Linked DNA regions of Mus musculus: region 2 is linked to region 1. The links are chromatin loops, found by intact Hi-C in ENCODE. Cell type or tissue: left cerebral cortex. All regions are shown on one strand. Region 1 overlaps Pola1 (polymerase (DNA directed), alpha 1). Region 2 has its middle 12 kb from the start of Gm38657.

Region 1 (2,500 bases):
TAATGAGAAACAATAAGTATATAGTATATCTGCTTTCTGCAACTCTTACTTTGGAAGCTCCAAAGATCTCTATAGAAGTTATTTACGAAAATAAAAATTATTGGTAATGTTTTGGTGGTAGTATTACTGACACTATTCTCTGGTTTTACTATCATTTTCCTATATATTTTGGAGTCTGTTGTTTTTAACGATTTTCATTGTGTTTTGAGATAGTGTATGACCATATACCACAAGTTGACCTTGAACCCAAGCCCCTTTATGTGCTCTAATTGCAAATATACACCTGTCAAGCATTTTTGTTGTTGTTGTTTTGAGATAGGGTTTCTCTGTGTAGCTCTGGCTGTCCTGGAGCTCACTGTAGACCAGGCTGGCCTCGAACTCAGAGATCTGCCTGCCTCTGTCTCCCAAGTGCTGGGATTAAAGGCATGCACCCCCCACTGCCCAGCCTCAAGCACTTTTTAATTACTAAAGAGGTAGGAAAGATGAAGTTGAGAACTTGCAATACCTTTGCAACTTACTGAACTGTTGCTTTGCTCGTAAGATAGTTTAGACAAAATAATACAGTAGCCTGAAGACCTTAATAGTTTTTTGCATCTAAACTTCCCATTTAAATTAATGTTCAAGTTGAAATGAGAAGGAAACCTGTTGACATGACTTTGAGAAAATTATAAGGTTTTTCATTTGGATATGGATAAATGTACAATTTGGGGAGGCATGAAATTTTGCATTTTGGTATGATCTTAAAGTCTTCCTCCTTTTTTATTTTTAAGTAGATTTTGTGAGTACTTAGTTGCTTAGTTTTGTTGGGATCATGCAGATTTGACTCTGGTGACCTAAAAATTTCTGTAAGTAAATGTATTATGGCTGTTAGAATACTGAAGTAATTACTGATTGTACTCTTAAAAATCAGATTTATAACAAAAGTAAAAGTATGTCAAATGGGAATAAATATTGCCTTTTCACAGATGTGATCTTTTAATACTTGATACTTCAATTATTCCATAATTTTAATTGCTTGATGATAGAGGCATTAGTTGCTGTTGAAGGAACCTCATGTACGAACCTCACAGTATACAAATTATTTCAAAATAATTGAGCATTTCCAGAGAAGAAATACAGAAACTTCTTTTATAGACACTTTTAGAAGTGAATCTGTAACACTACCATTTGTAATTGCTTTTATTACCAATGTCAGCCTGAAGGGGCATAAAAATGAAATTGGGTGAGACTTCTGGGTAACACTGAGTGGGCACAAATATTTAGACTATGAAGACAAGTATCAAATGTCAAGTGTATGGTGTAGTAATTGAAGTGATTGTTCACTAGATGGCGATAGACACCCTAAGATCATTAATCAATTAGAGATTTTATTCTGTGAACAATAATGTGAAGGCCATTTAGTGACTTAAATATTTATATTTTAGATTTTTACCAGTTTTGAAAATACTAAATAAAGGTTAAAATGGTCCAAAGGATTGTAATAATCTAATAGAATTAGTGTTTTAGTGTTTGAAATGATATATTTTTTTGCCTTGTAAGTTTTATTGATGAGAACAGTCATTTAATTTATCTTAGTAAGTGAATTCTTCCATTGAGTGGATAAATCATATCTCTGATCATGGAGATACATTATTTTCTTAGTTATAGTACCACAGGCAACTCTAAAGAAAATTGTAGATGATTGTTTGTATGTGATTTTGCCTCTTTGAATATGATTTTTTGAAATTTGAGGAATTTAACTTTTTAAATGATTTCTAAGCATATTTGTCATGTAACATAATAGTGATAGTTGTCCTTATGAAATAATTAGTACTTACTGAATTATTTATTTGTTTCTGTCTTCTCTTATTTCTGTGTTCTTGAAGAAACAATTTTTGGTTTGGATTTCTGATTGCAATTTCAAGTGCACTGTTCAGGAGTGGACCATGTATTTTCATTTTACTGTCCTGTAGGCTGGAGTGAGTCATTGCCAGCCTGTTTGTCTACCAGTTGTAGGAGATCTGGTTTTCAGAACTGAATTTGTTCCTTTTAGAAAATGCATCTCAATCATTACATGCAGCCATCACTATCTAGGCTTGGCGTTCTGAGATTACCTTGCTGGTGAAGTAGTGCTAGTGAGGAGTCCTTGGGAGTGGCACTGGCAGAAGGCTCTTGTTGCTGTCTATGATGGAAGAGGAGCTTTAAATTATTAATGATCCTTTGGCTTTACTTTGAAATAAATGGATATTTCAGTTTTCCAATATTTTTATGAAATACAGCCTAGTTTTGTTTTAATTTAAAAGAATAAAACATAGAAATGGCTAGAGACTCTCCTCTCATCCCTTTTCTTTCAATGGTAATTATCCTGTTATCTATTTTTCTTCCCCCCACCTGTCTTTTCCATTTTATAATATACAAGTATGTATGTGTTCATTTTCATATTTGCTATATTTGAATGTTTTTTAGTATTCATGTGTCATGCTATGCTTATTCTTTTATAGTTTGAAAAGAAACGTTGAGA
Region 2 (2,500 bases), 490 kb after region 1:
TACTGGGGGTTAGGGACTTAACATAGGAGGTGTGGACACAAAGATTCAATCCACAGCATATGAGGTAACCATGCAGAGAAGCTCCAGCTAGTGAGCTTAGAAACAGATCTTTTGTGGCTTAACCATCGGCTATGTGAATAATCTTTGAAGTACATTTGCCAGTCATTGGGGCCTTGAAACCTCTGGCCAACCCTTTGATTGCAGCCTTACAAGCGACTGAAACACTGCCACCAGCTTAGCTGCTCCTGGATTGAACCTGGTTGATTATAGAAACCGGAAGGTAATAACTGTTGTTTTCAGCTGCTACACTCAGCAGAATGTATTATCTAACAACAGATAATGCATATACATAGTATCATTTAATATTTGACTCTTCAATTCCTGTTTCACAAGCTTTAGAAGTAGTACATGTTATTAGGAGATTAATTATTAGCAAGGAGAAGAATAGGACATGTGAGAAAGCAGTAACAACTTTCCTTTTGTATACAATCTTTATTTCAGAAATAATTCTTGTGTTCTGTTCCTATCCTGATATGTATAATGCTTTTCTTTGACTCAGGAAATTGGGTGCTCTATGGAAGCTACCTATAAGCCTTACGATTCAGTATATGCATTCTGAATAGACACTATGTAAATATTTGTTTCTACAAGATTTTGCATATGAAAATTCCTTGTTAGTACAGGATTTTGAGGATTCAACTGTCACTGATTGTATGTATATGAATGTGCATTAAAAAAAAAAACAAAAACATCACCCCATGATCTATCGGGATGGGCATTTGATAGTCAGCAAGAGGTAGAGGTTGGCAAAGGAACCATCTACATTTACTGTGCCATCAACCAGCCTCAAATGTATGTCTATCATAAGGATCTTTTGCCTCTAGCCTCTTCAGGCCCAGCTCCATTGGCATTCGGGAGTAGTTACATTCGTAGCCAATTAGCAGGGTGGCACACACTCCGCCAAGAAGCTCTAGTCTCTATAGAGCCGGTATAGAGAGTGAAATTAGCTGAGACAAATACCTGTTAATCCCCGGTTCTTGGCTGGCATGGAATGCCTACTGTGCAGTGCTAATAGTTCTGGGAAATCCCAATTCCCAGTGTCAAGAGTTGAACAGACTAAGTCTGTTAAATGAAGAAATTTACAGCACATTAGCTTTGATCAAGAAATTCTAGGTGCAAGTCTCTTAAACAAATGAAGGCTGCTTGGGAATACAGGTCACTCTTTCTGGGAAGCTGTCCTTTGAGGGAGTGTATCTCCACTTTTTTTCCCATGCCAGAGCAGGGGGCAGAAGAGTGGCAGTTTGAGTGACCGAAGGGGCTGTAGACATAGTCTTATTTAATCATGAGGCGAGAACTATGTGACAATACTAGAGTTTTGTTAAAGGGAGCTTGGACGTGGTTTACTCGAAAAACGCAAAATCTGTAACAAAAACCGCAGGAGCTCCTTACAGCTTCGAGGGACGGTTTGTTTATACTTACATGTGTAAGCCGCGCCCTCTGCTGGCTATATTAAGCCATGTCTCTGTGCTCTTCCTCTCTTTCTGTGAAAATCATGTTGTATTTTCCCATCTGAATTATGTTTTTAGTTGCATTCTATCAGCCCGTTGCTGTCTATGCAAAGAATGAGGCAAGCAGAATTTAAATCGTGGCTTGTGCCATACTGCCTGTCACTCAAAGCTCCACAGAGCGGTCCTGAGAGAAAGGCAAAGAATTTGGCAGTTCCTGGAGACACAACATGAATGTTCAGATTCTGCTCCTTTGGCTGAGTCCAGGTTCCTTTTTCTTTTTCTTTTTTTTTTCTTTTTGGTATATCTTTTAATATTTGTTCCACTGTGGAATGCATAAAAATATCCTTTTAGTACCAAGTGATTCTTTGAACTCAGACAAGCTTTCAATTCTTACTTTCAAAATATAAAAGAGTTTGGCTGTTGCCTTCAAGCTCCAGGGCTCTGGGGGTGGTGGAGAGAGAGAGAGAGAGAGAGAGAGAGAGAGAGAGAGAGAGAGAGAGAGAGAGAGAGAGAGAGAGAGAGAGAGAGAAGAGAGAGAGAGAGAGAGAGAGAGAGAGAGAACGAATCACAGTGAAAGAGGAGGGAGAGTGGGCTGGTGAGGCCCGTGAAGGGGAGGGCAGTTGATTGTATGCTCCAGGGTCACGCTGCCTTGCCTGTAGAAGGAAAGATGATTTACATTTTCATGTGTCTCAGAAAAGAAACCAGAAGTCCCACAATCTGTTAAGAGCCTCTCGGTAGAAGGCACTTCCAATTTCTTTCTTCCAAACAATGAAGAAAGAAGCATCCATTTCAGGCAAGGCAGAGGAACAAAATGTAGCCCTGTGTGCTGGGCTGAGTTAAGCGAGCTGTGAGGAGCGGAGGTGGTAGATGGTGCTGTAGAATTCCATTTCCGGAAAGGAATATTCAAAATGACCAGAGTGAAAATGAAACTATATCATTCTAATCCCTGTAGATACTGACATACAAAGTTTTACCTTCTCCTGCTGCCTCAC

Evidence for each region. Hi-C counts contacts between places; a loop is a spot of excess contacts. Peaks named below come from ENCODE experiments on the same cell type or tissue, not always from the same donor. Only the 100,000 strongest peaks of a DNase experiment are listed, where the experiment ranks them.
Region 2: a loop joins it to region 1, with 15 times the contacts of the local background. A loop is called at or near these places in 17 of 42 quality-filtered maps.

Annotation. Positions count from the first base shown.
Region 1 is chrX:93,556,192-93,558,691 of GRCm38, reverse strand. The region is part of intron 26 of Pola1 (polymerase (DNA directed), alpha 1); the gene reads left to right. Among named protein-coding and RNA genes, the nearest start is that of Pola1, 75 kb to the left of the region's middle. In left cerebral cortex, a CTCF peak has its summit at 1,315 (motif pointing right); no DNase peak of the experiment used is centred here.
Region 2 is chrX:93,068,930-93,071,429 of GRCm38, reverse strand. No RefSeq gene overlaps it. Among named protein-coding and RNA genes, the nearest start is that of Gm38657, 12 kb to the right of the region's middle. In left cerebral cortex, a CTCF peak has its summit at 1,499 (motif pointing left); DNase peaks (open chromatin) are centred at 1,507 and 2,268; H3K4me3 peaks cover 664 bases; H3K27ac peaks cover 245 bases.